Regions from separate parts of the Mus musculus genome. Here region 1 is linked to region 2. The links are chromatin loops, found by intact Hi-C in ENCODE. Cell type or tissue: left cerebral cortex. All regions are shown on one strand.

Region 1 (5,000 bases), 670 kb after region 2:
CTTTGTCAGGAAAGGAAAAACCCTAAAGCTGAAGAAGGGAGGCCATGACAAATTGGACAAAGCCAATAACTGTCCGCAGATCCATCACCCCTGCATCCGCCCTAACAGACACCTGCCAGAGGGTCTAGCCCTGCCTACCTTCACCAAGCCCTATACTGTGATGAGCCCAAACCCCCCAAGCTAGACTAGAGACCCGGTATTTTTCTAGTCTGTAGCTCCAGGTAAGAAGGCCAGGGCTCTCCCCACTCTCCCTCCGACCCTATGTTTTCCACACACTAACCTACACATTTCAGGATGGTAAAGCCGAGAGCAGTGTAGCCACCCCTCCCCGTAGCAGCATCAGCTTGCAGCAGCAGTCTCCTAAGGGCTCTCAGCTCAGTGCTAAGCGAGGTGCACATAAAGAGACGGGGCAGGGCAAGGGGTGCGGCTTGGTGGTAAAGCATTTGTCTTGCACGCATGATATCTTGGGTTTCAACCACAGACTCCTAAAAGGTAAAAGACAACAAGGAGGCCATGTTGAAGAGAGGGTAAGCGGAGGATGGGGAAGGGACATAAACTATGAGAAATAAGACTAGCATAGCCAAGGGGTGGAAGATCCGAAGGAAGTGGGGTAATCTAGGGGCCAGACAACTCCTCTTAATCAGAGGAGTTCGTGGTGAGAGGAGCGTCTTGGAGGAAGAATCAGGCAGAGACTGGCTCTTCCTCCAGGGACAGAGCAAAGACACTGGAACTTTGCCATTCCTCGATACAGACAAGGACAATTCCCTCTTCCACTGAGCTAGTTACTTGTGGGCTCTGAGTCACAGGTAAGGTATAGGGAGAGAAATCACTCAGGCTTTTTGAAAATCCTCTCATCTGCTACCACTGGAGTGGTGTGTGGGACAAGGAAAGCCACATGAGAACACTACCAGCTCCTCAGCTCTCGCTGATACAAGGGTCCATCCCAAGACTCTGCATCCATGGGGTACAACCAGTTGAAGATGGCTCTGGGAAGTCCCAGAGGCACAGGAGATCTGGAGCGCCTGCACTTCTGCTCGGCTCCACTCCTCACCTGGTATTAGGTTAATTCCCCAGGGCCAGAGAGACAGAGAGCATAGTGTGGTCTTAGGGACAGGAATGTCGCTGTGCCCCAAGCTGACCAGAGTCATTGTAGCACTATGAGCCCAGGAGTGGCTCAACAGGCAGGCAGTGTCTCTGGTGTGGATGTCTCCCCTGGGCCCAGGCACCAGCTGGCAGATGGCTGCCTGGTGCCTGGGAGTCCAGGAATCTGATCCTGATCCGGGCGATTCCTGCTCCCGGGAGGAACATGGGAAGGAAGATGGGGGTGGGGCACAGCTGCAACCCAGCTTGGAAAGTGAGTGCTAAGTATGGGGTCTGATGAAAAGAAGTTCCGGACTTCAGTGTTCCTCCTACACGGCTTGGATCCATTGTCCTTTCGCAGTCACTGGGTTGGTTATCAATCCCTGGGAGAGGTGACACAGACCCAAACCTGCCCTCTGGAAAAGCAGCTTGGCTTTCTGATCTGCATGGTCACCTGAGCCTGCTGTCCCTGGGGATCCTGCCTTTTGGAACTGACACCTAACAATAGTTTGAGTTAATAGATATAGCACACCTAAAGGGTGCCTGCTCACAGGCTGGACTGACATAGGCAGCATTTTGACTTATAATGATCTGCCTGCCAATGGTGAGACCCTAGAACAAGGTGACAATTAGTGTGGCCAGAGGCATGAGGTGCCAACAGTAGGATCTGGGATGCTAAGAGCTCTTATTTCCATGGCCTTCTCCTTCTTTAGCCCCCCAGGTCACTACCCTGTCTACTCGTTACTATTCCAGCTCTATATTTAAAAGAGAGACCTTTTCCTTTTCCCCACAACCTCTTATCTGCCGAGAGACTAGGGGTCCTCACCCCACATCCCCCACCAGCTCCAACAAACCAGTTTCTCAGAACCTTCATTTGCCTGCTCCCAGAACCTCCTAAGGCCTAATGTGCCAATTGGCTCCATGCCCAGCAGTTGATGTGTTCCTAGCAAGTTGCTTCCAACAGTAGGGGAAGCAGGCGTCTTTGTGGGATGGCTATATGGGAGCTGAGCCCAGGGCCAGCCAGAGCTACAGGAGGATGGTATGCCCTCCCTCACCTCCCTACTTAATCCACCCCCATCTGCTAAGCCTTAATTACCACAGAAGCAAACCTCAGAGCTAAGCCCTGGACTGAGGGCTGAACAGGGGCTTGGACCTGATGCTACACTATCTCCTAATGAGCGGCTCTGCCCTGTGGAGGGTGGAGGGGACCCGCTGGACAGCTTTACCTACCCTCTGCCAAATAGCTCTGGTCGCTGTCCAGGCCTCTTCTCTCCACCCTTCCTTTGACCTTCACGCGGGTCCTTCCTTAGCCACTGCAGGAGGGGCCTCCTCAGTGACCGACCCTTTCCCTGCCAATGGGGTTTGCAGCCTCCAGCTTCCGCTGCCTGGTGGATGTGGTCCCTGTGAAGAACGAGGATGGGGCTGTCATCATGTTCATCCTCAATTTCGAGGACCTGGCCCAGCTCCTGGCCAAGAGCAGCAGCCGCAGCCTGACCCAACGTTTGTTGTCACACAGCTTCCTGGGCTCTGGTGAGTGTTGTCAGTGGGTAACAGTACTGGGGGTGGGGAAGGGATTCAAGACCACCTCCCATCCCTGGCTGCTCTGACCCTGACCCTGGTTTCAGAGGGCTCTCACAGCAGGCCAAGCGGACAGGGGCCTGGTCCAGGCAGGGGCAAGTATGGAACTGTCAGCCAGATCCCGCAGTTCACGCTCAGCTTTGTGGAGTTCAACCTGGAGAAGCACCGCTCAGGCTCCACCACAGAGATTGAGATCATCGCTCCCCACAAGGTGGTGGAGCGGACACAGAATGTCACTGAAAAGGTCACGCAGGTATGGGTCTGCAGGAGAGCGGTGAGGGTGGGCGGGGTCAGAACCCCTGGGTCCCTTGGACCTCAGCTCTTTTAAGGTCATAACTAAGAAGGGAGATGTGACTTGTCCAACCTCTCCCTGCCCCCCACCTCACATCTTGGTCTGAGTCCCCAGCCTCGTCTTCTATAGTTTGAGTCAGATTCTTAAGACCTGAAGGCCTGGTCTGAGGCCACAGCCCTGAGGCCTGAAATCAGCAGAGGTTGGGGTGAGCAAGGCCTATGAGTACTTCCGAGGCCTGGAGATCCCAGAAGGATAGGAGGAGAAAACACACAGGCCACCTTGGGGCCAGCCTATGGTTCTGCAGTCACAAGGCAGGAGTGGTACAGAGGGTCAAGCCCATGCAAAGATGAGGAGAGGAAGGAGGGATGGGATGAGCCCTGCCCTGGTCCTGCTCCTTCCCTCTGCTTTTGGGACGATGGCCACTCCTTGCGTTGTATGCAAACAGTACACCTGGCAGGAGTGGGGTAGTGTCGGTGTCTCTAGCTAACTTTGGATCCTGGGGATCCATCTCTAAATGCCCCTCCTGTGCATCTTCTATTTGGCACATGTCCCTTACTGGGTCCTGGGTTTCATCTGACCCCGACAGTCCCTTCTAAGGGGCTTGTTGGCCTGATTCTTCCAGGGGCAATTGACTAGAACCCTGCTTGAGACTGGAGTCAATAGGATGCTGGCACTGGCACACTATGTGACCTTGACAAAGGACACCCCTACCTTTGGGCCTCAGAGCTCTCATATGCAGGAAAGAGTTAGGCCAAATGATCTCTGAGGACCCATTGACATTAAGTAGTGCCAGCTCAGGTGACAGAAGGGGACTTTGTTAAGCCGTAGAGAAGAGCCTAGGATACGGATGAGCAAGGGACTGCAGAGGGGACCATACAATCCATTTCCTGACCCTTCTCATCTGAAGCATAGCCAATGCCAGCACCAGCTATGGAGGAGACCATTTAGCCTCACAGACAGGACTAAGAAGAGGCCTGGCAGGGAGAAGAGCTCTGGTATCCAGGGGTGTGGCACCATGACCTCCTACTTTGCATCTGAGTTCAGCTACCAGGGATACTTTGGTGAGCCTTGGTTGAAAGCCCACATGGACCCAGATCTGGCTGGGTGAGGGGACATAGGTTACTGAGGTGACTATGGAGACAGGGCTACATATAGGGGTAGAGAAAAAAAGATCCCTGAAAATAAGAGGGTCCAAGTCAATGTAGGACCCCAAGTGGGTCCCTGAGGATGTAAAAGATGGGTGGAGGCTGGAAGCCGAGCAGGCAGAACACGGTGGCTCCCACTTAGGTGTCTGGTTGTCAAATCAGTACCATTTTAGGGAGAATCAGTCCTTAGATTGATTTCTTTTGTCCTATGATCCCATCTCTTGACTCTACAAGACCAGAGCCTAGAATGGCTGGTCTCCTTATAACAGCAGCGATGATGGAAGAGTCTGTGGGGATGGTCAACCCCACCACCATCCCATCCTTACTGAGACCGTGTCGGTCAGATGGTGGAGAAAGGATGAGCTAGGACAGCGGTTCTCAACCTATGGGTTGCGACCCTTGGGGGGGGGGGCGTGTCACACATCAGATATCCTGCATGTCAAATATTCACCTTATGACTTATAACAGTCACAACATTACAGTTATGAAGTACTGACAAAAGGATTTTACAGTCGGGGGTCACCACAACACAGGGAGCTGTATTAAAGAGGTGCAGCATTAGGAAGGTTGCAGACCACTGCCCTAGAAGCAGGCAGATACATCTTGTTTAACTACATTCCTATGCAGTCTGTTGTCCGTTTTACCCATGAGGGAACAGGGGATCACAGGTTACTAGGCTTGCTTCAAGGCACCAAAGAAACAAATGGCAGCCCTGGATATTTAGCCTGGAGTCTGGCTTCAAAAACACCTGCCCTTCCTGATTCCCCCAGCTGCTTTGCTTCGTGTTAGGCAGCTGGGAGTTGTCGGTTTCTGTCTTAGCAACCATCCATTGCTATAGTCTTGGAGGCACCGAGATGAGAAGAGGATGCTTCACAGATGGCAGTGACTCATGTGTGATGGAGATT
Region 2 (5,000 bases):
TTAGGCAGTGCTAGGAATAGGACCTAGAGTCTCTGCATGCCAGGCAAACACTTTACCAACTGAGCTATATGCCCCATCAGAAGTTTATTTTTTGCATGCTTAGGTGTGGTTGGCACATGCATGTATGTGCACAGGCCAGAGGTTAACCTTGGGTATTTCCTTAATAATATATAAACCTTATATACAGAGGCAGGGTCTCTCATGTAAGCCCAAAGCTTGCTGATTTGGCTGGTCTAGCTAAGCAGCTTGCTCTAGACACCATCTGTCACCATCTCCCGAGTGCTGGCATGACAAGTGGCCCCCAAACTTAGAGCACTCACATGCGTGCTGGGGATATAAACTCTGGTTCTCATGCTTATCCAGTAAGCACGTTATCCATCCCCACATGTGGACGAAACCACACTGTGTTTCTTTCTGTGTTCAATTTTAAACATTCTTTCCCTTAATTTTTATTTTTTTAATTTTATGCCAGCATGTATGTGTGTGCACCTCTTATGGGCAATACCCATTGAGGCCAGAAGAGGGCATGAGAGCCCTTGGGACTGGAGTTACAGACAGTTGTGAGCTGCTGCTGTGTGGAGCCCAATCCAGGTCTTCTGGGGGGAGCAGCTGATGCTGAGCCATCCTTTGCAGTAGAACCTAAAGGTTTTCTTTTTCTTGACAACATTTAGAAAATTGTCTTTCTTAGTGTTTTAATTTGGGCACAATGGTATATACTTGTAATTCAGACCCTGGAAGGCTAGAGGACAGTGGGGCCACAAGGAGAAACTTCTCAAAACAAAAGTTCAAACAACAACGAAAACTCAAAAAATGAAAAGTGGGAAGGACTTAGGGGTTTGGCTCATTGGTAGAGTGCTTGCCTAGCATATGTGAGGCCCTTAGTCAGACAGGCAGACAGACAGACAGACATGTGCATGTTTGTACAAACACTCGCGCGCACACACACACACATACACATAAATAGTATTCAATACTAGGGAGTCTGAGGCAAAAAGATCCTGAGTTCCAGGCCAGCTTGGGCTACATAGCAAGACCCTGTCTCAAATAATAACAAGCTCCCCACCCACCACCACTAGAATGTGGGCATTTGTGACTTCTGTGCCAGGATGGGAGGGTGGGGCTTTGTCCAGGGAGATCCAGACGCCCTGTGTATGAAAGCCCAGAGCATCAGCTGCTGAGGGCTACCCAGCAGGGCTTCTGGGTATGTGGACAGGGATGTAGAGCTGTGTATCAATTCCATCCCCTGCTCCACAGTGTTTCCGAATCCAGGGCCAGGACCCCCAGGACAGGGTGAAATGGTCAGAGGCACAGTTCTCCTGTGAACAGCAAGAAGCCCAGCTGGTCACCATTGCAAACCCCTTAGAGCAAGGTAGGGTCAACCTATGGGGAGGTGCTGGTGTCTCCCCACAACTCGCTACAGCAGAGCAAACAGGGGCTACCCCATCACTCTTTCCTTTCTTCTGGGGGACTGCAGCATTTATCACAGCCAGCCTCCCCAACGTGACCTTTGACCTTTGGATTGGCCTGCATGCCTCTCAGAGGGACTTCCAGTGGATTGAACAAGAACCCCTGCTCTATACCAACTGGGCACCAGGAGAGCCCTCTGGCCCCAGCCCTGCTCCCAGTGGCACCAAGCCGGTGAGGACCCACACCACAGTGCTTTTCTCTGTCGCTGTCCCCCTCTCCCCTACCTCGCCCTTCCAGCCTCAGCTGTCCTTAGATGGGGCAGCCACTGAGGTTCCCCTAAGTAGCCTTTTCCCCCAGACCAGCTGTGCGGTGATCCTGCACAGCCCCTCAGCCCACTTCACTGGCCGCTGGGATGATCGGAGCTGCACAGAGGAGACGCATGGCTTCATCTGCCAGAAGGGCACAGGTACACGCAGCTGCTACACAGAGACACCCCTGCACTGGCTAGCTGCTCTGGGCCGGTCCAGAAGGAACCAAACATTGAATCTCTTTTCAGGGGCCATAGAGGTCCCTCCAGAGTCATGTATCTGCTTGGGAAGCAGGTGGTCTGCGGGGGGGGGGGGGGTGTGTGTGTGTGACATGCTGCTATGTCTAGGGTCAGAACCCCTGAGGTTCAACGTCAAGGCATCTCCAGCTCCTTCTGCATGTTAGCAAATAGAAAGCTCACTGATAAGGATGGCGACTGGCCATCCCCAGTGGAGACCTGCTCTGAGTCTGATGTCTGGTTTTCCCTAGCTTAGTCTCATACCTGGGAATGGGGTAAGGGTGGATGGGGCAGAGCTCGGTCTGAGTCCTGCCCCCTTTCCCTGTAGACCCCTCGCTAAGCCCATCCCCAGCAGCAACACCCCCTGCCCCGGGCGCTGAGCTCTCCTATCTCAACCACACCTTCCGGCTGCTGCAGAAGCCACTGCGCTGGAAAGATGCTCTCCTGCTGTGTGAGAGCCGAAATGCCAGCCTGGCACACGTGCCCGATCCCTACACACAAGCCTTCCTCACACAGGCTGCACGGGGGCTGCAAACACCACTGTGGATCGGGCTGGCCAGTGAGGAGGTGGGCTCCTAGGTCAAGATTTTGCCTCGCTTACCCCCACCCTACCTTCTGCCTTGATTTCACTTCCTCCTTCCACCTTGAGAGTATGTTCCCTTTATTCTCACCTATGGCTACCTAATACCCAGGGCTCACGGAGGTATTCCTGGCTCTCAGAGGAGCCTCTGAATTATGTGAGCTGGCAAGATGAGGAGCCCCAGCACTCGGGAGGCTGTGCCTACGTGGATGTGGATGGAACCTGGCGCACCACCAGCTGTGATACCAAGCTGCAGGGGGCAGTGTGTGGGGTGAGCAGGGGTGAGTACCACCCGTGAGGGCCAAGGCTTGCGCAGGTGCAGGTGGTTCTGGGAAGATGTTCGGGCTACGTCTTCAATTCTGCACTCCAACAGGGCCCCCACCCCGAAGGATAAACTACCGTGGCAGCTGTCCTCAGGGCTTGGCTGACTCGTCCTGGATTCCCTTCAGGGAGCATTGCTATTCTTTCCACATGGAGGTGCTGTTGGGCCACAAGGAGGCGCTGCAGCGCTGTCAGAAAGGTGGGTGAGAGCAGCCTAGCCCAGATCCGGGACTCTGAGGCCTGGAGAAAGAACTTCCCCTCTGCCTATAGGCACTTATCTCAAGCTCCCCTCGCTGTTTAATACACAGACCATGTTGTGTCATCTACAGAATATCCCACGGTCCACAAGTGCTGAGATTCACACCATCTTGCACTTGAGCTGCCAGAGAAGAGTGCCGGGGTTGCTGTGAAGCGGGAGGGGGGGGAAGTAGTTTGGGGGGGGGGTCTATCACCATAAGGAGAATCTGCTTGTCCTGACATGGGCTTTCTTTGTGTCCAGCTGGTGGGACGGTTCTGTCCATTCTTGATGAGATGGAGAATGTGTTTGTCTGGGAGCACCTGCAGACAGCTGAAGCCCAAAGTCGAGGTGCCTGGTTGGGCATGAACTTCAACCCCAAAGGTGGGTGCTCTGTGTACGGGAAGGGAAGGGCTCAGGCTGCAAGAGGGATGCTTACCACTGTCTCCAGGCTTGTGAAAGTACAGCAGTGGATCGTGGTTATCGCCTCCCACCTAGAAACCCCCCTTCCACCTATTCCCATTCCCACACCTTCCCAATGGGTTCCTTCCACAGGAGGCACGCTGGTCTGGCAAGACAACACAGCTGTGAACTATTCTAACTGGGGGCCCCCTGGCCTGGGCCCTAGCATGCTAAGCCACAACAGCTGCTACTGGATCCAGAGCAGCAGCGGACTGTGGCGCCCCGGGGCTTGTACCAACATCACCATGGGAGTTGTCTGCAAGCTCCCTAGAGGTAAGCCAGGATCTCGGTCAACAGCTGGGCCCATAGCTGGACTCACAGCTGGATGTCCAGCTGGGTCTAGGGTTACTTGATATACAGGGGCATCTGCTTTGGCCGGAGGGCATCAAGTACATTAGTTTGCAGCAAGGACTGACGCAGGGCCTCAACTTTCCAAAGTACACATAAGCCCAGAGGACAGCAAGCCCCATCATTCTATAGTGGTTAGGGACAAGGGATGGTCAAGCCCTGGACACTCACGTATTGACTCTGAGGCCTGGGGATATAGTCCATTTGGTAAAGTCACGCAAGCACCAGGATCCGAGTTAAGATTCCCAGCACCCCAATAAAATCCCAACATTGAGTGCCATCACCTGTAACCCTAAGACAGAAAGGGAGACGTGTATTTGTGTTTTATAGGCCCCTGGAGCTCATTCACCAGCCATGAGCTGAATCCATACGTTGTAGGTTCAGTGGTAGACCCTGCCTCAAAACACCGAGGTAGAGAGGCATCAAGGAAGACACAGTGCAATAACCTTGACCTCTGACCTCTACGCACATGCACACTCACAAGTATCTGCTTATATTCACCTATAAGAACACATACATAGACACACACACACCTGTCCCATCAGCTTCCTCATATATAGAACGGAAATAGTAGAAGCCAGGTCCTAGAGTCCTGGGAGGTTCAGTGACTCTGCAAGGTGACATTCACAAAGCAGTTCACAGGCACTTATTTAAATTGTGACTATGATTTCTGTGAGGACTGATTGTGATTCTCTGGCTCTCTCCTCTCCTACAGTGGAAGAGAACAGCTTCTTGCCATCAGGTGAGTGGAGGGAATGAGCGAGCCCCGGCCTGGTTCTTTCGCTGGCTCCTCTGTCCCTGTGGTCATGACTGGGGCCTGATGTGAACTCCCCACCTCCATCTCAGCAGCCCTCCCCGAGAGCCCGGTTGCCCTGGTGGTGGTGCTGACAGCGGTGCTGCTCCTCCTGGCCTTGATGACGGCAGCCCTCATCCTCTACCGGCGCCGACAGAGTGCGGAGCGTGGGTCCTTCGAGGGGGCCCGCTACAGTCGCAGCAGCCACTCTGGCCCCGCAGAGGCCACCGAGAAGAACATTCTGGTGTCTGACATGGAAATGAACGAACAGCAAGAATAGAGCCAAGGGCGTGGTCGGGGTGGAGCCAAA

Evidence for each region. A loop is a pair of places that touch in the nucleus more often than their neighbours do. Peaks named below come from ENCODE experiments on the same cell type or tissue, not always from the same donor. Only the 100,000 strongest peaks of a DNase experiment are listed, where the experiment ranks them.
Region 1: it touches region 2 in a loop (2.1-fold over the local background); 5 of 42 quality-filtered maps call a loop at or near these places.

Annotation. Positions count from the first base shown.
Region 1 is chr11:106,011,680-106,016,679 of GRCm38, forward strand. Kcnh6 (potassium voltage-gated channel, subfamily H (eag-related), member 6) reads left to right here. Exons shown (of 13, transcript NM_001037712.2): 3 at 2,449-2,610; 4 at 2,706-2,911. It overlaps Gm35971 (a long non-coding RNA gene), which reads right to left. Exons shown (of 3, transcript XR_880254.3): 2 at 2,311-2,481. Among named protein-coding and RNA genes, the nearest start is that of Kcnh6, 6.0 kb to the left of the region's middle. In left cerebral cortex, no CTCF peak of the experiment used is centred here; DNase peaks (open chromatin) are centred at 2,014 and 4,969.
Region 2 is chr11:105,344,956-105,349,955 of GRCm38, forward strand. Mrc2 (mannose receptor, C type 2) reads left to right here. Exons shown (of 30, transcript NM_008626.3): 21 at 1,255-1,369; 22 at 1,475-1,638; 23 at 1,765-1,873; 24 at 2,280-2,518; 25 at 2,644-2,812; 26 at 2,905-3,051; 27 at 3,352-3,471; 28 at 3,643-3,822; 29 at 4,613-4,639; 30 at 4,744-5,000. The coding sequence ends at 4,970. Among named protein-coding and RNA genes, the nearest start is that of Mrc2, 55 kb to the left of the region's middle. In left cerebral cortex, CTCF peaks have their summits at 518 (motif pointing right) and 3,006 (motif pointing right); DNase peaks (open chromatin) are centred at 294, 496, 2,445 and 3,013; H3K4me3 peaks cover 549 bases; H3K27ac peaks cover 518 bases.